7 separate regions of the Homo sapiens genome follow, and regions 2, 3, 4, 5, 6 and 7 are each linked to region 1. A link is a contact called in ENCODE Hi-C or POLR2A ChIA-PET data. All regions are on one chromosome and are shown on one strand. Each heading gives the region's core, a stretch centred on a gene start or an enhancer-like site at or near the end of the contact. The rest is flanking DNA. Distances are from core to core; before and after follow the strand shown. Region 1 holds the start of PIRAT1 (PU.1 (SPI1) induced regulator of S100A8 and S100A9 alarmin transcription 1). Region 2 overlaps CDC42EP3 (CDC42 effector protein 3). Region 3 has its middle 40 kb from the start of CDC42EP3. Region 4 holds the start of CYP1B1 (cytochrome P450 family 1 subfamily B member 1). Region 5 holds the start of RMDN2-AS1 (RMDN2 antisense RNA 1). Region 6 overlaps LOC107985871 (a long non-coding RNA gene). Region 7 has its middle 45 kb from the start of CDC42EP3.

Evidence for each region. A loop is a pair of places that touch in the nucleus more often than their neighbours do. ChIA-PET counts read pairs that join two places held with the same protein, here RNA polymerase II (POLR2A). Pooled maps may share reads with other maps.
Region 2: a map of endothelial cell of umbilical vein shows a loop between it and region 1 (4-fold over the local background). The contact joins the enhancer-like site here to the promoter of PIRAT1 in region 1. A Hi-C loop is called at or near these places in 16 of 168 maps with a recorded cell type or tissue (Caco-2, GM12878, HepG2 and 9 more), 23 of 37 single-sample maps with no recorded cell type and 22 of 50 pooled maps. POLR2A ChIA-PET finds 5 or more read pairs at or near these places in 7 of 52 experiments (BJ, H1, HEK293T and 4 more).
Region 3: a map of mammary epithelial cell shows a loop between it and region 1 (4-fold over the local background). The contact joins the enhancer-like site here to the promoter of PIRAT1 in region 1. A Hi-C loop is called at or near these places in 1 of 168 maps with a recorded cell type or tissue (mammary epithelial cell) and 4 of 50 pooled maps. POLR2A ChIA-PET finds 5 or more read pairs at or near these places in 2 of 52 experiments (BJ and activated T-cell).
Region 4: a pooled map shows a loop between it and region 1 (2.1-fold over the local background). The contact joins the promoter of CYP1B1 here to the promoter of PIRAT1 in region 1. A Hi-C loop is called at or near these places in 2 of 50 pooled maps. POLR2A ChIA-PET finds 5 or more read pairs at or near these places in 2 of 52 experiments (GM10248 and activated T-cell).
Region 5: a pooled map shows a loop between it and region 1 (2.3-fold over the local background). The contact joins the promoter of RMDN2-AS1 here to the promoter of PIRAT1 in region 1. A Hi-C loop is called at or near these places in 1 of 50 pooled maps. POLR2A ChIA-PET finds 5 or more read pairs at or near these places in 2 of 52 experiments (Panc1 and activated T-cell).
Region 6: a loop to region 1 is called in a pooled map, with 4 times the contacts of the local background. The contact joins the enhancer-like site here to the promoter of PIRAT1 in region 1. A Hi-C loop is called at or near these places in 4 of 50 pooled maps. POLR2A ChIA-PET finds 5 or more read pairs at or near these places in 2 of 52 experiments (OCI-LY7 and activated CD4-positive, alpha-beta T cell).
Region 7: a pooled map shows a loop between it and region 1 (3-fold over the local background). The contact joins the enhancer-like site here to the promoter of PIRAT1 in region 1. A Hi-C loop is called at or near these places in 7 of 37 single-sample maps with no recorded cell type and 13 of 50 pooled maps. POLR2A ChIA-PET finds 5 or more read pairs at or near these places in 1 of 52 experiments (AG04449).

What each region holds. Positions count from the first base shown.
Region 1 is chr2:37,874,546-37,877,398 of GRCh38, reverse strand. It overlaps PIRAT1 (PU.1 (SPI1) induced regulator of S100A8 and S100A9 alarmin transcription 1), which reads left to right and starts at 1,536. Exons shown (of 4, transcript NR_110012.1): 1 at 1,536-1,656.
Region 2 is chr2:37,644,160-37,646,992 of GRCh38, reverse strand. CDC42EP3 (CDC42 effector protein 3) reads left to right here. Exons shown (of 2, transcript NM_006449.5): 2 at 171-2,833. The coding sequence starts at 406. The coding sequence ends at 1,170. Among named protein-coding and RNA genes, the nearest start is that of CDC42EP3, 26 kb to the left of the region's middle. Within about 2 kb of position 1,457, at least 6 of the 41 ENCODE cell types and tissues checked have a DNase peak (open chromatin) inside an H3K27ac peak, as active enhancers do; they include endothelial cell of umbilical vein, where a contact is called at or near this core.
Region 3 is chr2:37,710,517-37,713,314 of GRCh38, reverse strand. No RefSeq gene overlaps it. Among named protein-coding and RNA genes, the nearest start is that of CDC42EP3, 40 kb to the right of the region's middle. Within about 2 kb of position 1,319, at least 3 of the 41 ENCODE cell types and tissues checked have a DNase peak (open chromatin) inside an H3K27ac peak, as active enhancers do; they include mammary epithelial cell, where a contact is called at or near this core.
Region 4 is chr2:38,074,901-38,077,898 of GRCh38, reverse strand. CYP1B1 (cytochrome P450 family 1 subfamily B member 1) reads left to right here and starts at 1,748. Exons shown (of 3, transcript NM_000104.4): 1 at 1,748-2,119; 2 at 2,510-2,998. The coding sequence starts at 2,511. RefSeq lists silencers at 633-752, 1,663-1,752, cis regulatory regions at 796-825, 1,746-1,753, an enhancer at 727-925 and a promoter at 392-1,767.
Region 5 is chr2:38,034,764-38,037,608 of GRCh38, reverse strand. It overlaps RMDN2-AS1 (RMDN2 antisense RNA 1), which reads left to right and starts at 1,268. Exons shown (of 4, transcript NR_102712.1): 1 at 1,268-1,459. It also overlaps a transcript of RMDN2 not described here.
Region 6 is chr2:38,113,964-38,117,040 of GRCh38, reverse strand. The region is part of intron 3 of LOC107985871 (a long non-coding RNA gene); the gene reads left to right. Among named protein-coding and RNA genes, the nearest start is that of CYP1B1-AS1, 16 kb to the left of the region's middle. Within about 2 kb of position 1,645, at least 8 of the 41 ENCODE cell types and tissues checked have a DNase peak (open chromatin) inside an H3K27ac peak, as active enhancers do.
Region 7 is chr2:37,624,765-37,627,894 of GRCh38, reverse strand. No RefSeq gene overlaps it. Among named protein-coding and RNA genes, the nearest start is that of CDC42EP3, 45 kb to the left of the region's middle. RefSeq lists an enhancer at 2,440-2,709. Within about 2 kb of position 1,579, at least 15 of the 41 ENCODE cell types and tissues checked have a DNase peak (open chromatin) inside an H3K27ac peak, as active enhancers do.

The DNA of each region.
Region 1 (2,853 bases), core at 287-2,786:
AAAGATGGATTTATATTTCTCTATTAGACAGATTTTATTTCTGCACCTTAATTTTAGCAAGGGATGAATATTAAGACAACTATGAATTTAGTTGACAAAAAACTCACATATATCTGACTTCCAGAGTCCTGAAGGTGGTATAGAGGAGTATGGTAGTCAAGATAAAAACAAAACAAATTATTATATGACCTTTGAGTATATCACTTAATGTCTCAGGACAGAAGTTTTCTCATTTGTAAAACTGAAATATTTCTTGCCTAATTCACATGGCAGTTGCAAGGATCAAATACAGTAAAGTAGTATAAACACCTTGAGAATTGTCATGTTCTTTCCAAATATGCTTTTTTTCATCTTTACCATACAATCAACCCAACCACCTATAGGTAAAATCATAACACAAGGAAAATTGGAATTCAGAATAAAATACTTGAGCATTAAATTTCCTCATTGGTCCAAAAGCACTTTAATAGGCTTTGGTGAATTAGATTCGTGCAAGAAAAGGGACTAATGTATTTTCAACCATCAAAGGAGTGTTTAGCTTAATAATCAGCTACCCAGAAAATGAAACAGAAAAACACTTGAATCCAAAGCACCGAAGTGAACTGAAGCGGCCTCCACTGTCCTCCCCTAACTGTCCGCACGGCCTGTCCTCTGTAGGAGTGTCCTTGTGTACGTGTGGAGGTTGTGGACACACATGCCTAGGGTTACAGATGCTCTACAGACTTAACTCAGTATAGTGAAGCTGCAGAGATAGTCATAGCCCTAAAGAAGCCTATCTGAGAGCTTTCCTTTGGGTTTTACAAGAGGCATAGATATTTATTCTGCTCTTCTTTTAACAAAAGACTCCCAAATATTTGCTGAAGATGTAGAGTATTGCCATTTCTGCTTCAAAAGCTCTGAGCCTCTCACGGCACCTGTTGCTGCTGCCCCAAGAGCGGAACACACCCTCCACACCAGCAGCCCCAGGACTAGATTCAGCTTCTCAGTGAACCACTTCCATGCTCCACGATGTGCTCTGGGCTTTGGGGACTTAAAACATCGCAGCCGCGGCATAACAGAGATGCGTCAGCTTCTAAAGTCGTAGTGGGCAGTTCTAGAAACCTGACCCTTTCTTCTGCTGCTACAGATTCTATTGGCTTCTGGAGATTCAGAGACGTCCTTCCTCAAGAAGGAACCTCTGCCTGGCCTTCAGCAGGGCCACTGTCATGTGCGATATTCACTTAGAGCCTTATCACATTTGTGGCTGTAGAGGTGTTTGCGTGCCTTGTTTAATTTATCCCACTAGACTGTAAGTTCAGGGCAGATGGGGGATGTCTGGTTTTTGTTTTTTTTTTTTTTGCCTAATACTGTGTCCCCATGCTGGGCACAGACCTAGCACAGAGTAGGTGCTTGGCAAAGAGCTTTTGAATGAATGAATGATTGGCTGTAGTCTTCCTGGGAAAGGGCTGGCAGGCAAGGAAGTGTTAAACCAGCCACTAACCGCCCAGGCTGACCAGCCTTCTCCCTATCTCCCAGGCCTTTCGAACGGAGCCCGGGGAGGACAGGCTGGCAGAGGAGGGAGGAGGGTTTCTAGCTGAGAGAGACTGCGGCTGTGGGCCTGCAGCCTACCCCTCTTCAAGCTCTCCGGAGCCGTTCCTGCGAAACCAGCCCCCACAAGTGAGTGTCTGCGGCCCCCTCCCTCCTCTTTCCCTTATTGCTCCCTGTGGGGATGGGGCTGACACCGAGCTTGATCCTAAGTAAAAGTCTGTTCTAACAGGAAGCAAATAATGTTCCTCCCCTGACGGAGGTGTTTCCTTCTCAAAGAAGTTACAAAGGGCTCTTTTCAGAGAGAAAGGGGCTGGGAATAGTGTGTGGCCTCACTGCCGTCTGCCTTGGGTGGAGCCAGCACGTTCTGGAATCCAGGGGCTTCCTCTTCTAAAGAGGCGCCGGGCCATGCACTGAAACGGGGTGGCCCATCCTCTGGGAGCCCCAGTCCCCTTACCTGCTTGATACAAGCATCCTCTGGAAGTGCCTAGGGTCATTGCCAAGGCCCCTGTTTTCTTTTCTTGGCTTCCAGGACGCCGTAGTCTGTGTTCTTCCTCCCGCCCTGCAGTTCCCTAGCTGGATTCTCTTCCTCGCTGTGATCTCTTCATCCCTGGTTCCCCAGCGCTCTGTCCTGAGCCCCCTTCTCGAACCACACTCTCGTCTGAGTGAGCATATTGAGCTTCATGGCTGTACATTTCCTCCCCGTGCCGAGGAATCCCACACACTTAGTTCCAGCGCCCAGCTCGCCCCCACCTCATCCAGGTCCTTACATCCCCCTGCAGACTCTGTCTCCACTCCACCTCATTGGTGTTTCCCACTCACTAGATCTAAAGCCAAACTCTTGATCCTGACTTCTCCACCCACCAGCTTGCCTTTCTCTTCATCTTCCCCATCTCAGAGAGCGGCTCGGTCCCGAACTGTCTCTTTCCTTCACACCCTTCATCTAACACACAGCAAGGCTTCTCAGCTCTACCTTCAAAATCTACTCCTCATCTTTCTTCTTCCCACCACCGCCACTCAAACGCCCTCGGCCTAGAGGGATCAGACCCATACTACCTGGCTCCTGAACCTCTGCAAGAGTCTCTGATCTTTCTGCTTCCACTCCTGTCTTGCTACAGACTATTCTTCTGACAGCAGCCGGGGTGATCTTTTCAACTACCAGACCGTGTCACCTTGCTTAAAACCAGCTGGGGCTTCCCTCACACGCAGCATGACACTCAAACTCCACACGACAATCTAACCAGCCTCACCAACTGTGGCCCTGGCTTGTCCTTCTGACTTAGCTTCTGTCTCAGCTCAGGCTACACTGGCCTTCTTGGTATTCCTCAG
Region 2 (2,833 bases), core at 208-2,707, 230 kb after region 1:
TTCCTGTTTTCTCTAAGATGAAAATTTTTATCCACTTACTGGAGGGAAACAATAAGTTCAGCATTAGTTGAAACTGGCCCTGCCATTATTTACAGGCTCTTGTGAAAAGGGAGGCCCTAGGGCACCCAAAAGGGTCTTTAGCTTATAACCTGCTTTGGTTTCTTCTGCAGGTTTGTCCTGGTTGTGGTCAAGACTGGATGATGTAACTGGCTCTCTAGGAAGCCTCACTTGGCCGTAACCTCAGGAAGGTTCTCTTTGACCCCATCTCATTTCGAAGCCACTTCTGAAGCCACTTGAGAAAAATGATGTGACAGTTCCTATCAAAAAGGATTCAGAAACATATACCATCTGTGAAGAAAGTGGCCCTTTCTCCCGCTTGCAAAATAGACATTCTCAAATTCCAAAATGCCAGCCAAGACCCCAATTTACCTGAAAGCAGCCAATAACAAGAAAGGAAAGAAATTTAAACTGAGGGACATTCTGTCTCCTGATATGATCAGTCCCCCGCTTGGAGACTTTCGCCACACCATCCACATTGGCAAAGAGGGCCAGCACGATGTCTTTGGAGATATTTCCTTTCTTCAAGGGAACTACGAGCTTTTACCTGGAAACCAGGAGAAAGCACACCTGGGCCAGTTCCCTGGGCATAATGAGTTCTTCCGGGCCAACAGCACCTCGGACTCTGTGTTCACAGAAACGCCCTCCCCGGTGCTCAAAAATGCCATCTCCCTCCCGACCATTGGAGGATCCCAAGCTCTCATGTTGCCCTTATTGTCACCAGTGACATTTAATTCCAAACAGGAGTCCTTCGGGCCAGCAAAGCTGCCCAGGCTTAGCTGCGAGCCCGTCATGGAGGAAAAAGCTCAGGAGAAAAGCAGTCTGTTGGAGAATGGGACAGTCCACCAGGGAGACACCTCGTGGGGCTCCAGCGGTTCTGCATCTCAGTCCAGCCAAGGCAGAGACAGCCACTCCTCCAGCCTGTCCGAACAGTACCCCGACTGGCCAGCCGAGGACATGTTTGACCATCCCACCCCATGCGAGCTCATCAAGGGAAAGACTAAGTCAGAGGAGTCCCTCTCTGACCTTACAGGTTCCCTCCTCTCCCTGCAGCTTGATCTTGGGCCCTCACTTTTGGATGAGGTGCTGAATGTAATGGATAAAAATAAGTAACAAGATGCCAACTTTTTTCCTTTGGGGTAAAAGGTACAAAAACAAACTAACCACAGTTGAAGAGAAGGGCTTCCGGAGCTGTATTTGCAGTTTTGTGTTGGGTTTTCTAAAATAATATTCTTACAAAGTATTTTTTTACCTGTTATGCCCTGTTTGCAAAAACAATTTAGAAAAAAACAACAAAGCAAAACCTATCTTGGCAAAAAAAGGAAGTGAGTCAGAGCCCATTTTCAGGAGGCATTGGTGATGTTCGGCTCACATATTGTTTGCAGACACACAAGAAATCTGGCTTGGCCAGGATTGGCACTAGCTATGAAGGGCTGAGCGAGTCACATTAAGGAACTTCACGGAACTTTATAGCACTCCGACATTTTCTGAGCAAGAGGAAGTCAAAATTTATTTAACACCTAAGCCTTTTTGTAGACTCTTTTCTATATATTGCTTAGGCTCACCATAGCGAATTCTCCAGTGTTAAAACTTTTCTGTTTTCACATTTGAACTTTATGGGTTTTGGGGATTTTCTTGTAGTTCTTATATATCCCTATATATTATATCTATATTGCAAAATTTTGACTGTCAGCTACATGTTGGTAAGACACAGGCAAAGTATTACTGTAACTAAGTTATTTTTAAAGTTAAAATATATTTTTACGTGCCTTTGGCTTTTTATTGCAGAGTCTACATTTTATAGATTCTACATCAGATGTTGTCACTTATTTCCATTGGGATTCCATTGTAAGCTGTGTATGTGCGTGTTTGGAAAAGTGTATTCATACTTAGTTTTTTTTTCTTCATCTGTTATCATACTTTTAACAGCAACCAATAACGGATTGTAAAGTGTAAAGGCACAGGTTACTCATGATGCTTCTGCAGAGACTGTGGGCTACACCACATATGTTATTTGGAAATATAGGTATTTTAGTACAGTACATACTTGCATTACATAGGTACTTCAAGCAACACAATAAAAAGTAAATGATAAAGTGAACTTGCTTGTTTATAGTAATAAACAAGACCATAAGAGAATAAGTATAGCTAGAGAAATTGCTTCTCTGAAATGTACATGAGCCCTTAAGGTAAGAGATGATTTCCATCTACTCTCATTTTGATTACTTCCTTATGGTTTGAGAGGCTAGAAACTGAGCCTCTCTACTTTTGGAAAAATGAACATGTGAGGTCAGATTTTTTTTTTTTTTTTTAAGTCAGCACTGATGCCACCCTCTCAGTGGTCATTTCTGAGCATCTTCCTGACTTGAACACCTTCTACAGCAAACTCTTGCAAGTCCAGTTTCATCCCTGTAAGGCAAATGTCTTTTCACGCAGAAAGTGCCATATAGACGAGATAAAGGCAGCTAAAACGAGGGCAGTAGAGAGCACTTACCCGACCCCAAGGTGCCAGAGATGCCCTGAGGATGGTGGTTAAGGAAACAGGAGCAGGAAATGTACACACAGATTCCTGTCCCTTTGCCAACTACTCCTTCCCCATCAAAGAAAAACACTTGCACACAGTAACTACCAGCTCCTTCTCTCAAACTTGTATTTCTCCTGGAAATGTATCTCAGAAATGACCTCCTCTCCCAACCACTTCAACGATTCTTTCTTTGGGTTTGGGGTTCTTGCAGTTCTATCATCTAAAATAACCTTTGGACTGCAGGTAAAATGC
Region 3 (2,798 bases), core at 70-2,569, 160 kb after region 1:
CTACAGTATAAGAACAAGGAATAGGCACATGAAAGTGTTTTCCACATCATTAATCATCACTGATATGGAAATTAAAACCACCATGAGATGCCATTTTGCACCTATTAAAATGGCTCAGATGTAAAGATAAGACAATACCAAAAGTTGATGTGGATGTGGAGAAATGGAACTCTCAAACACTGTTGGTAGGAATGCAAATGGTACGGCCACTTAGGAAAATAGTTTGTCAGATTTTTATAAAGTTAACTTCTTCATGTATCCTACAACCAGCAATTCCACCCTCAATATCTCTCAAAAGAAATGAAAACATATGTCCACAAGAAGAACTGTACAAGAATACTCAAAGAAGCTTTTCCATAACAGCCCAAACTGGAAACAACCCAAATGTTCATCAATATGAGGGTGGATGAACATACTCTGGCATATTCATAAATTGAATATTAGTCAAAAAGAAATAGATATGTATTAGTCAATAGATATATATTAGTCAAAAAGAAAAAGAAAAAATTACTGGCCAGGCACAGTGGCTCACGCCTGTAATCCCAGCATTTTGGGAGGCGAAGGCGGGCCGATCACCTGAGGTCGGGAGTTCAAGACCAGCCTGACCAACATGGTGAAACCCCATCTCTACTAAAAATACAAAATTAGCTGGGCGTGGTGGTGCATGCCTGTAATCCCAGCTACTTGGGAGGCTGAGGCAGGAGAATCACTTGAACCCAGGAGGCAGAGGTTGTGGTGAGCCGAGATTGCACCACTGCACTCCAGCCTGGGCAACAAGAGCGAAACTCCATCTCAAAAAAAAAAAAAAAAGGAAAAAGAAAAAAATTACTGATGATGTAACAGTATGAATAAAACTTGAGACTTCCAGTTATGCTAAGTGAAAGAAGCTGCACAAAATGTGTATAATATATAAACCAATTCTATAAAGTCCAAAACTAGGCAAAATTAATCTCTGGTTAAAAAAAGACATAAACAGTGGTTGCCTCTTGTTTTGGTGTAGTCAATTGTCATGATATATTCAACTGTCAAAATAATTGAACTGAATACTTAACACTTTCTGGTAGATTGTATGTAAATTATACCTCAGTTTTTTGAAAAGCAACTACATCGAGTGGATAGCAGCTACACAAATTACCACAGAGGTAAAGTTTGCTCATCTAAGAAACATTTATTAATAACTTACGTGACAAGCACCATACTAATATCTGGGAATACCAAGCTCTATAAGATGTGATCCCAGCACTGAAGAATGCATGGATTCTAAGTGATGGGGAAAGCACAATTTCAAAATGTTGAAACAAGTGCTTTAATGCAGCTATACACTATGACTGTATATGGGAGCACAGAGGAGTGAGCAAGATGTTACAGACCAGGATGATGACCACTTGTCTGACCATAGTGCAGCCACTATGGTGGCTTGGGGTAGAAAGTTGCCTTTTATTTTTGGCCTTTGGGACTTGGGGAGATATCTTAGCAGGTGTAAGGACTCTAAATAACAGTTCCCCAAAACTTTAGGACAAAGTCTTTTTCACAGTGGGAAACTGGAGATATGTTTTCACCAGAATAAGCAGAAAAAGGCCAAACACTTCCTGAGTAATAGATTTAAAGAGCAGCAGGTCTCTCAAGCCAGGGTCCCTATGCCACACTGCAGAGCAGCCCACAAAACACCCTGAGGATGTGGCTTGCTGGCCACACCCCTTAAGTCATGATAGCCCTGCTAAAGAATGTAGGGCCCCAACAAAGAATGTCCTGAAAGCCATTTAAGAGCCTTCCAGGAAAACCACAGCCAGCAATCCACCACTTGCAATGTGTGTGGCGGGGCTCCTGCTTCTCTTTGCCTTCCTTGGCTCCCTGAGCTCCCATCAAATCCCAAGTCATCTCAAAAGGAGGTGCAGGGCCAGTTGCAGTTTACTTGCTGGTGATAGAGAGGACAAGGCACCTGCCTGCAAGTCTCCAAAGACAGCACTGGGGAGCCTCCCTCTGGGTGTCTTCAGGGTCTCCCTGCAAAGCTCCAGCTCCTATAAGATTGCGATTGTGACTCTCAACAGATGAACCCCCAGAGAGAAGTTGTTGTGGGGGAAGCTCCAACAGGTTCATGGCCCCCTCCTCCATCTTCAGAGTCACCATCCGCAAATCTCTTTCTCTCTGTCCCTCTCTTCTGTCATCACGCCTCCTCCTGTCTGACTCTGACTCCTGCATCCTACTTATGAGGACCCTTGGGTTTGCATCGAATCTACTCAGATTATTCAGTGTAATCTCCCCATCTCAAGATCTTCAACTTGATCACATCTGCAGACCCTCTTTTGTCACATATGGCAAGATTCATAGGTTCCAAGCTTTAGGATGCGAACATCTTTGGGGGATCATTACTCAGCCTACCACTAAAACTCTAAGCCTATCTTACCTCGAGACAACAATAATAACCAATGCATCTAGCCATTGAGTGCTGACTATGTGATATAAATACAGATATGGAGATAAATACTGCTATCTGTATATAGAGAGATTTTTTAGAGATATTTATACACTTACATTGATAGGCTATCTTCCCACACATATGTATTTTCTCACCGTAGCCCTGCAAAGTCATTTCATTTTACAAATGAGGAAACGGAAGCCCGAGGAATTTTGAAGGACAAAACACTGTTTATAACGGGTAGTCAACGCGGGTTTGGATGACTCCAGAGCCAATGCTCTTTACCTTGTTGTCTTCCATTTCTGTTCCATGTTTTGGTGGGAAACCCAGAGTATGAATTTTGTGTATATATCTTCAACCTAATTTTTTTTCTCCAAGTTAG
Region 4 (2,998 bases), core at 499-2,998, 200 kb before region 1:
CAGGCTGGTCTCGAACTCCTGACCTCAAGTGATCCGCCCGCTTAAGCCTCCCAAAGTGCTGGGATTACAGGCGTGAGCCACTGCGCCTAGCCCCACGTGCATTTTTTTTTTTAAGGGAGGCAGGAAAGAAGGCATTTGGGCCTCTTATCTGCAATTTTCTTCCGTGTAAACTTATGTGAAGGATCTGGAGTGGGACTTGGTGGCTTCAAGCCCTGGCTCCACTTCTTGATGGCTGCGCGACCTGGGTTAAGTCACGCAACCTCTCTGAACCCTAGTTTATTCATCTGTAAACAGGTCAATAATAGCACGAGATTCGCAGCGCGAGTGGAGCTCAAAGTGCAGGGTTGTCCCTGGTGAACCTATCACTTTTATATTTATCCTTTGATGAAGCCAGTACAATTCCTACCTGGTTAACCAGATACATCCCACCTCTTCCCTCGAGTTCGCCCTTCCCCCCGCCTCGTGAAGTCCTTGTTCTCTTAGCTGTCTTGAAAATCCTATGCATCAGCATGTAGGAAAGGGCGCGCCAGGCGGGGGAAGCCACCCCCGCCCAAGCGCCTCCGGCTTCCCTTATAAAGGGAGGGCCCCCTTCGCGACCGCAAGCGCGCCCAGGAAGACCACAGAGCCGCCGGTGCGCAGCGAGGTGGCGATACGCGCCCGGGCTCGGCCTGCGGGTGGTGGCCCAAGCGTCCGCCTCGCTGGCCTGGCAGGCGCGACTGTGCGTGCGCAGCCGAGGGTGGTGGCGGCCGGCACCCCACGCCAAGGGTGGTGGTGGCCGGCACCCCACCCTCGGCCGCCGCCTCCGCGTGTCAGGTGCCGTGAGAAGCGCGGGAGGAGCGGCCGCAGGCAGCGCCCAGGGATATGACTGGAGCCGACTTTCCAGAAGCGGCGCACGCAAAGCCCAGCTCCGCACGCAAAGGGGAGGCGACAGCAGAAACTTCAACCCGATAAAGTTCGCCGGAGCGCGGAGATTCGCCTCCTCCTGCCACTCTCCGCCCCGCTCGGGTCCCGCCCCGCTAGCTCCCCCAGGCCCCCCCAGTCGCCCCAGCTTGGCTCCCCGCCCTGCGCCAACGGCTTCCATCGCAGCCTGGGCGGCCCCGCGCCCACCAGCGGGCGGCGCCACCTGGAGTGGCCTCTACGCGGGAAATCTCAGGGCCAGCTGCGCCCCAGGAGCCTTTGTGTGCCCAAGCACTGTCGGGGCCCCGGGGCGGGGGAGCGGCTACTTTTAGGGATTCCTGATCTCGCCGCAAGAACTGGAAAAAATTTAGCATGCCAAAGAGCCTCCACTGAGGTGGCAATTTGTTTGCGAGAACCTAAGATAAAATTTAAACAACCAACCAGGGGCGCTGTGAGGCAAACCGCTGCCACTACACTGGCTTTCCGGGAAGCAAGCTCAAGTCGCGGAGAGGGAAGGGAGGTCGTGCGCTCGGGGCGGGGCGCGCTCCCAAGTCGAGCGCAGCGGCCGGGGCAGGTTGTACCGAGCGTGGTTCTGGGGACACCGTGCGGCCTCGATTGGAGGTGGCTGTGATGAAGCGCGGTTACCGCACAATGGAAACGTGGGCACCTCCGCTCCCATGAAAGCCTGCTGGTAGAGCTCCGAGGCCGGCCGGTGCGCCTGGACGGGAGTCCGGGTCAAAGCGGCCTGGTGTGCGGCGCGCCCCGCCCCCCGCAGGCCCCGCCCTGCCAGGTCGCGCTGCCCTCCTTCTACCCAGTCCTTAAAACCCGGAGGAGCGGGATGGCGCGCTTTGACTCTGGAGTGGGAGTGGGAGCGAGCGCTTCTGCGACTCCAGTTGTGAGAGCCGCAAGGGCATGGGAATTGACGCCACTCACCGACCCCCAGTCTCAATCTCAACGCTGTGAGGAAACCTCGACTTTGCCAGGTCCCCAAGGGCAGCGGGGCTCGGCGAGCGAGGCACCCTTCTCCGTCCCCATCCCAATCCAAGCGCTCCTGGCACTGACGACGCCAAGAGACTCGAGTGGGAGTTAAAGCTTCCAGTGAGGGCAGCAGGTGTCCAGGCCGGGCCTGCGGGTTCCTGTTGACGTCTTGCCCTAGGCAAAGGTCCCAGTTCCTTCTCGGAGCCGGCTGTCCCGCGCCACTGGAAACCGCACCTCCCCGCAGGTCAGTCTGTCTGCCGAGGCGCTGCCCGGCGACCTCTTCAGATGGATTATTACAGGTAGCGGGTGGCGTGGTAGGTACTTTAAAGGAAATCAAGCGCCACCGCCTCGATGCCCGCAGCGTTGTCCCCAGATTGCAGGAACCGTTACGCGCCTTGCGGGGAGGGGAAGGGTTTGGCGCTGGGTTACAGCGAGGTGGAAACACGCCCCTTCTCTTCTCCAAGGGAGAGTGGGTTGGGGATGGGAAGGGGCGTCTTCGGCCATTTCTCCAGAGAGTCAGCTCCGACCTCTCCACCCAACGGCACTCAGTCCCCAGAGGCTGGGGTAGGGGCGTGGGGCGCCCGCTCCTGTCTCTGCACCCCTGAGTGTCACGCCTTCTCCTCTCTGTCCCCAGCATGGGCACCAGCCTCAGCCCGAACGACCCTTGGCCGCTAAACCCGCTGTCCATCCAGCAGACCACGCTCCTGCTACTCCTGTCGGTGCTGGCCACTGTGCATGTGGGCCAGCGGCTGCTGAGGCAACGGAGGCGGCAGCTCCGGTCCGCGCCCCCGGGCCCGTTTGCGTGGCCACTGATCGGAAACGCGGCGGCGGTGGGCCAGGCGGCTCACCTCTCGTTCGCTCGCCTGGCGCGGCGCTACGGCGACGTTTTCCAGATCCGCCTGGGCAGCTGCCCCATAGTGGTGCTGAATGGCGAGCGCGCCATCCACCAGGCCCTGGTGCAGCAGGGCTCGGCCTTCGCCGACCGGCCGGCCTTCGCCTCCTTCCGTGTGGTGTCCGGCGGCCGCAGCATGGCTTTCGGCCACTACTCGGAGCACTGGAAGGTGCAGCGGCGCGCAGCCCACAGCATGATGCGCAACTTCTTCACGCGCCAGCCGCGCAGCCG
Region 5 (2,845 bases), core at 19-2,518, 160 kb before region 1:
GTCACCACCTAATGTGTGTGCAGCACGTGTTAGGGGCAGTTTGCTATGTGATGACTTGAACGACAGTTTCTCTCTCCTGGGACTTTCATAAAATTCCTTTGGTGTTGCCACACACTTCTGGGATTCTCCACAATGAGCCCATTGCTGAGCCTGTCTCTGCAGATGTTTATTAAACAAGCAGAATTTAGGGGAATAGTCAGCAAGTCTTCACCAAGTTCTTCTATGTGGGCAGCTTTTGTGGTGTGGCCAGGGTATGAGGATAAAGAGCAACTTGGAAAAGTCTGGGGAGAATTTAAGTAGCCTGAAGAGTCTCTGTCCCTCAGGGAGGAAAGCTGAGAAATCGTTTCCATATTTATGTGTCAATTGCTTTATGTCCATTTATTTGATCTTCCTTACAAAATCTTGCATAGAAAATTTCATCCTCATTTTACAGATGAGGAAACTGAAGCTTAGAGAGCTTAGGTCACTTACCCAAGTTCATCCAGGTAGCAAAGTGTCAGGTCTGGATTTAAATCAGGTTGAGTCCAGTACCTTTTTCTTTTTTATATCACGCTGCCTTTCCCTAGAAGCCAAAATTTCTAGGAAATAAATGAACTGCAATGACAAAGCAGCACATTTTCCCATGTTCTTTGCTCTTGATCCCTACCTACTCTTTTCCCGGAAATAGACAATAAAGCCACCAGGATACCTGAGACAGCCTTGGTCATCTTTGTACCGTAGCCAGCACCATGGATTTTTGCCTAGTTACTTTCCCATCAGATTTTAACAGAAAGAACACTGTATTTGCCAGCTCAGTACAGCATATCTCTGGCTCTGTTTTCTCCCCAGCAGGAATCCGAGGGTCTGTCTCTGTATGTGTTATCATCAGACTGGTAAAGAGTTACATGTGTCAGCACAGAAGAAAAGAGCTTTGATGTGAGTTCAGCATGTAAGAAAGCCTTCATTGCTGTCATGCTTTCAACAGGTTCCCCACGACCCACCACTGCCTGCCAAGATGAATGTAAATGAAGCAGAAGTCTCACAGGGTAAATTCAGCTTCCCACGACCTGCAGTTGGACAGGGTGGCAAGGAGATGATGATAATTCCATGGCTCCCAGCTTAATTTCTCTTGGGGAGGGGTATGTGGACTCTTGCTATCCTGGAGTCCATATCATGCAGGACTCCGGAACATAAAAGGCAACAACAGTGAAGTGAGTGCCTGTTACAAACAAGGCTCAACTCAAAGCTAACAATTCTTCTTTATTAGGATACCACTGATCAGAGCTGCAAAGTGTACTCACATCTGTCATTTCGTGTCATTCTTACATAAATCCTGTAGCTGGGCACAGTAGGAAGAAGCATTCTCATCATGGCCACTTAGCTTGCTCGAGATTACACAGAACCATGCCTCTGGTTTCCTGGTACAGTGCTCCGGCAGGTGACGGATGCTCCTGGGTGACATATCACGGATCTCTCTGAGGTGAGATCTTCATGATTCTATATCATAGGCATCTCTTTATCTTCAAGTTGGGCAACATCAGCAGGGTTCCCATGAGTATGTGCCCAGCGAGGCTATTTAGTTCCTCTTATCTTTTTTTTTTTCTACTTGCCCTCGTTTTTCCTGAGATTTTATTTCCTTCCTAGCTGGCATACCTTTCCCTGCTGTGGTATTCAGACCTAAATAGTGTGTGCACCTATTACCTCTGCAGAGTAATTACTGTTTGGTACCATGGTAGAGTTTCTGTGTCCAGATACGGTTGTGAATGCTTGGAATGTAACATTGGGAAAGACAGAACTATTGCTTGTAAGTGGATTTGTGGACATCATGGTGCTATGAGAAAACTAAGTTGAAGATGCTCCTGCATCTTGCTGGTTAAACTAGATATAAACCAGTTGCTTAATAATTCATAGCCTATCCTATCTGTTTCCCACCCTCCTTATCTTCCAGGGACTCATTTATTGAATAACTCATTTTACATGCCTCTTTTATCATATACATTTTTATGTGTATTAGGATGTATTTATGGACTTTATATTCTATTTCACTGATTTGTCTATTCATTCATATTTCTTTGAGTATGATAGCTTTATGCATTTTTTCTTATCTGGTAGGTATTGTTGCCCCTCATTGCTTGACTTCTTCAGTATTTTCACAACTACTCTTACTTGTTTGATTTTCCATTTGAACCTCAGAACATAAAAAGAATCTTGTTGGTATTTGTATTGGAATTTTATCAAATTTGTAGATTAATTGAAGGATATTGGATAATTTTAGGATGCTGTCTTCCTAATCAAAATATAGTGTGTCTTTTTATTTGTTCAAACTTTTGGGGTTCCTTCAATTTCTGCTTGCCTATCAGACATGATTCTTATATTTATTCCTAGATATTTGATCTTGTTTTACTCAGGGTAAATGAGGCATTACCTTCCAGTACACCTTCTAACTGGCTGCCATCTGTATTTGTCATGGCTACTGATTTCTATATATTTATTCTTTTATTGTTGAAGAATGTTTTGTAGTTCGTTCTTTCAGGTTTTTCACACGTGAATTTATTTGCCAACATAAATGATACTTACCATATTCTGTTAATGTATTACTTTCAAATATTCTAATTTGTTTGTCTTTCCTAATTAGAGCTAGTATCTCTAGAACAATATTCAATAATAGTAGTGACAGTGTCATTTTTCCTGTCCTTACTTCAGCATAAATGCTTCTAAATACTTTGTTAGTAGGCATGATGAGCTCAGATAAAAAGCTTTTTTTTAAATATTAAAACAGTATTCCTTTATTTCTACTTATTAAATTTTAAAATCAAGAAAACATTCTTGCCCTTTAAAATATTTTATATTTGTATATGTTTTATCA
Region 6 (3,077 bases), core at 396-2,895, 240 kb before region 1:
AAAAAAAAAAATGATGCCTCAAGGGAATATTTGAGTGAAAAGGATAGGCCTTAAGCCAACAGTTCAGAAATGACTCATTTAAATCTGCAGAACTGAGAGAGCCCAACCCAGGCCTTCCAGTTTGGTCATAGAATCAGAAGATTTTTCAAGTCGGAAGGAACCTTGATGCTCAACAAGTCCTAATCCCATTTTGTAGATGAGGAAACTGAGGTTCAGAAAGATATTATGAAAGTGCCAGACAGCTGGGTACTCCCCAGGCAGCACCTTCACAAGACTTACCTGGTACCCCAATTTGACTCCTGTCATATTTCAGTGGGGGGGATTTAAGCCAAAATATATCACAATTGGTTCTTTGAACCCTTTGTTTCCTGGCAAATCAAAGTTCCTCATTTGTAGTAAGAACTCAAAGAGCAATGTTCCTATCACCACACTGGAAGTCCAGTCTTCTTTTAGACCTCACTAGTGATTTCTTTCTAGAAGTCCCTAGGGAAAGTCCTCACAAATAATCCAGACTTCTCTCTGCAGTGCCTGTGCTCTTGGTCTGCACCCCTTGCTACCTTCTGCTACTTCAATTATTATTTCTTCGTACTCCTTGCTCACAATCCAGGCTGCTGTCAACTGCCCCCCACCCCCGCCCCCCCCACCCAGTGCAACTCTATCTCTGCTCAGCCGGTGAGCCATTGTCCAGGTTCCTTCTGGCTGTCCCTGGATTGCCACTTATTCATGTTCTTTTCCCTTTCTAGCATGAAGAAAAACTCCTGTTCCATGGCAGCTGATTTCTCCCAGGAGATCTGGGCCTCTGGTGGGCAAATTGCTGCTCTCTTCCCCAGCAAGCTTCTCCCTGGAACACATGTGCACTCGGGGGAATGGGTTTGACCAGGGCTGGTTCCAACCCAGCATTACACTGTCTGTGGGATCACATCTCTTTCCAACATCCAGTTCTGACTCCCATTCCCCTCTGTTTAGCTGCTTCTTCACACAGGATGCTTCTCAGAAACTTCACTTCCAAATTATGGGGTGGGATTCAAGCTGGAATTCTTCATCTATGATGAAATTTTAAAATGGTATTCAAAGCTTTGTGCAAAATAGCATTTTATGGTACGTAAACCTCTAATTTTTATCAGACTCTCAAAGGGATCTGCTAGAGACCACGGGCCTCTAAAGCTCTTTAAGTTCTAATGTTCTGTGACCCTGTGATTGCATAATATGATTTTGTGGCAAATTTGCCCAAAGCAGAAGCATTCAGTCACTCTCCCAAACTGCTCTATTACATTCCTAAGTGAGTACAAGAGTGTATGCAAGCATTTTAGCCTTATTCGCACAGAAGATATTATATTAAGAGAATAATCAAGGATTCAGCATCAAAAGCTTTATCAGCAAGATATTAGTACTCTACCTAGAAGACTATTCTAACCTCAAGTACTATAAATATTAGGAGATCTTTATTTTCATAGCAGCAAGATCTTGGAAACTGTACTGGTGAAAAAAAGATGGTGCTTAGAACTCCTGCCTCCCTTTTTAGTTGCTCTTTCTGTTCAAGGAGTGGGATGCATGGGAAAGGTGGCCTGGCTCCCTTCTCCTCTGTGTAGCCTGTAGTTCTACGATTGGCCCCTAGACGGCGATCTTGTGTTAGTGAGGGACATGGTAACTAAATGAAGTGGGAGCCGGCAGTGACTGATGGCTGAAACTGTCAACAGATCAAATGGTAAGAAGTGAATAGTAGTGATTTTTAACCGTGGTTGCAGGATGAAATTGGAAAAGTAACACAAAATCTTCCTATATTACTTAGAAGGAAATTTGGAAACACTTAGAATTAGTCTGTGTATTGAAAACATGATTTAAGTGTGATATTTAGAGGAAACTGTCAATTAAAAAAAATTTTTAAATTATGGTAAAATACATATAACATAAAGTTTGCCACGTTAACCATTTTACAAATGTGCAGTTTTTAAACCAAGTGCACAATCGGTAGTGTTAAGTGCATTCATGTTGTTGTCCAACCAGTCTCCAGAACTCTTTCCATCTTGCAAAGGTGGAACTCTGCATCCATTAAACGGCAACTTTCCGTTACCTCCTCTCCCAGCCCCTGGCAAACAGTATTCTACTTCCCATGTCTATGAATATGAGTGCCTCAGAGAAGTGGAAAAAAGTATTTGTCTTTTTGTCACTGGCTTATTTCACTTAGTATAATATTCTCAAGTGGGACCTGCCAATTTTCATTACAAAATTATTTTTTAATTTGTAAAGAAAAACTGGCAATTAGTAAAAACCATAAGACTGGACATTGTCTCATGCTCACAGCTTCACAGGCAAATGCACTCATTCAAACCAGTAAAAGTGAAAACCTCCATCCACAAGACCCACCAGGAGGTCTCATAAGGCTCTATTAAACCTGCAAACTCACAAGACTGCCAAGGCCCACTCTAGACAGCAGTTGACCCAGAAGATTCATAGGCCAGGAGGCAGAGCATGTCAGTAGGGCACATCCAGACTTCCTCTTCTGCGGGACCTCGCAGCAGACCACAAAGCCATCCACACAGTGGGCAGAAGCTATTCTCTTTGGCCCCCATGTGGACTGAGTTGTGAAGAAATGAGACTCACATCAGTGGGGTGTGGAGGCCACACTATATGAGAGGCCCTGTATTTCACAGCAGCTAATATCTCTTGGAGGAACTCCATGGCCATAACTTTCATGGTCTTCTCAAGGTCATGCCAGTTACAAGGGTCACTGCACTTAGGGAAACTCGAAAATATGGCTTCTTCTCTGGTATTTATAGTTGTCCCAATCCAGATAGGATTTACCAATCAGGGCCCACTTGTACTTTCCTTTATCAGGTTTCCATGGGAACAGAGCTAGGAAGTTAGCCAAAAATCAAATGCTCATGCAAAACTGGAAAGGGTTTCGTTAATCCTTTATTCACTGCCCTTCACATGGTTAGATTACAAAGTCTGACAAAGCATCCAGTTAAATAGAAAGGAGTCAGAATGACAAACTGATATGAAGAACTAAATTACACAATGGCATTTGTCATCTCTTATTTGTTACAGCTGCTTTGGTGTTCAAAATGGATGCGACT
Region 7 (3,130 bases), core at 330-2,829, 250 kb after region 1:
TGAGTGATGTGAATCACCTCCAGTTGGGTTATCCCAAGGGAAACTTCCTCATCTGCTTCTCACCAGATGTGTGGGTTTGGCATCATAGAAAGTAACTTCTGGAGAACAAAGCTCACTGGAGGGCAGAACTCAGCTCAGTGTCTTCCACTTCTTTCATCCAGAAGACCAGATGGAACCAACTGGTTCAAGAAGAAGATGACTTTAAATGACCAGGCATGGTTTTTGCAATTATCTTTTATAACTAATATAATTGGGAACATTGTATTCAATTAGAAAAAAAAAAGGAAAACTGTAAGTTGTTATAACTGGGCTAAGAGATATCACGGATCATCTCGTAGCATGTGGTCTATACTCAGGGTTTTGTAGTAAAACATAATTTTAGGGAAACCTAGTAAAGAAGAAGTCACAGAACTCTGATTTTTTTTTTAATTGGTATTTCTCCCATGGTTTTCAGGGATTCAACACATGGTCATTTGGTAAGCAGATAAATATGACTACACATTTGGGACAATAGTCCTAGTTCTCCCTGTATCCCCTGAGCAGATTGCTGATTTTTAGAGATTAACTTACTAGGTTTTCTTAAAGGTGAGAAGAATCCAAATATATTTTATCTGCTGTTAGGCAGCAGTTGTGAGGGAATTATCAAGACCTCTTGGGGCCAGAGACGTGGGGGTTCAATCTCTGCCTAGACTATTTAAGTAGGCTACTCAAAATGTTCTGAGCCTCAGTTTCCTTTTCTGTACATTGAGATGGTGAGATTATCTGCTTCACAAGGATGAACGAGATAATATATGCAAAAGGAAGGATATAGAATATTCTTAACCACTTGGCTTTAAACAATCTTCTACAGTGGACAACTACCTTGATTTTCTAACCATCCAAGGGCAACAATCATTCACATATTAGTATGAGTTCACCAACTTGTATGCTCCTTCTGGGATTAGCCCTGAGGAAATAAATGGACACTCTGACGAGGTGGGTGTTGGGATTATTTTTGGAGGTGGGGTACAGAAAAAGGGAGGAAGAATTTGATGGCATTCCAAAGGAAGATAAAATTGGACATTTAGAGAGTAGGAAAGAGGCATCTATCAACAGCAAGAATGAGGGGGTTGTAGAGGAAAGAGCCCTGAATGAATATAGGAGAAAAAGTTGGAGTTCAAAGAACAGCTTCATAGTTTTCTAAGAATGAACTCTGGGGACTCTGCTCCTGGCACTCCAAAAAGCCATTACGCTGTCTCTGTTTCCCTCACGACCCAAAGGCAGGCAAGAATTCCTGTCATACCCTCCAATCATCAGTGTATCTATGGCAGGAGAAAGAAAACAGAGATTAGAGGGTCTTACCTGGCTGAGATCCATCTCACCACAGCCACACCTGACCCAGAGAATTAGTAGGCCATGCTCAGGGCCAGCTGCGGTCTGCCAAGCTGCAGAACAGATGCTGTGGGCACAGGGTTTCCTGCAAAGCACCATTGTACCTCTCTGCCAGGAAGTGCCTTTGAAAGGCAAAGAAACAGACCAGACACCTAAGTTCATAACTAACAAGCGTCTAATCCTCGCAGTGGCTTGCTTGTACAGCTGGAGCGGGTGCGTGTGACATCTCCCCCACCCACATGCTTGCCAACCGTAATACTCAAGGAGAACTGTTTCATGAAGGACGCAGAAGGGAGCCAAACACCGCCAGAGACTTTTTACAGAAACAATTTGAGCATGCCCTTCCTCTCGGGAGTGCTTGGTCCAAATACATTTATCTTGCTAATATTCCTCTGTCAGACTAAATTTCAGACAACAGAACTCTACTTTCCAGAATCTTCCACATTGTAACTGCCTATTAATTACCTCTGCTTTGTCAGCTGGCCTCACACACAGGGCCTAAATGTTTAGTCTGCAGTTTGTATAATCATTCTTCTGCTTCATAATTACTCTCCAGAATTACTTAGCTCTGAGGGCACCACCACAAAGTCTGTGCTTTTCATTTTCTCATAATGGCTCATTATCAGGTCTGCATCCGTAACGCCTTGCTCAGGGTTTGAAATGAATCTTTATATAGTACTGGTCCTTTGGGCAAGCTCCCAATTTTACAATTGCTTCTCAGGCCCTTCGGCCAGGAGCCAGGAGAGTGGGTTCTGGGGGTAATAAAGGATCAGAGATGCTCTGTTTCTACTGTATACATGGAAGGAGCTTCCACACATCCTGAGGCAAGAGGATGTCACCACTCCATTTTCCAAACAGACCCTGACCAAGCTGGAGTAATGATGAGCTTGGAGGAGTCTGCACCATGGCCCTGCACACTCACCTACCAGGCCTCATCTTGTGCTGGATTTCAGGAAGGATGGGCCTGCCCACTGGGAATGGACTCCTGGCTTCAAGGGAAAAGCAGAGAGGGAAGCCTAAGATGACTCAGTGGGAAAGGGAGATGCAGAGATTTTCACTGTGTCAGAGCAGGTCTTTCATGGTGCATGCAGAAGCTCCTGTCCCACCAATTAAGACCCTCTGGAGTCCAATGCACTAGCTATTTCCAGCACAGTCTCCAATTATTCACCATCCCAAAACCTCACATCAGCCAGCCTGGCTTACTCATCTCACTCTCATGGATCTTTCACCACCTCTGTGATTCCACTCATGCCTTCTGCCTGCCTAGAATGCTCCTTTCAATACTCAAATCTACCTCCTCCAGGGAGACTGTTTCCAGGAAGACTCAGAGAGGCAAATAATTTCTTGCCTCTCTGAAACAACTTCATACATTCCATGTATAAATTAACCACGCTCAGCTTTCTCCCTCCCTTCTACTGTTAAAGAGCCGTTCATATTTTTATGATTACTTGACTTTGCTTTGTTGATGTATTTTCCTCACAAATATAAGTTCCTTGAAGGCAAGGTTTGTCTTATTTTTCTCATCTCTCCCGGCATCAACAATACTCAAATAAAGTCTCTAATTTAGTTCATTTGCTGCATTGTACCCTCAATTTACATGTTCATTGCCCCTCTAGCAAAAACCAGAGTAAGAAACAGTGGATCTGTGATTCAGTCACTTTAGCAACATTTAGATGTTTAGTTCGTTTATTAATGTGTACTATAATTTTAAGAGTCACATTTGTTTTCTTACTCCTGTATTCTAACCACATGCCTACTA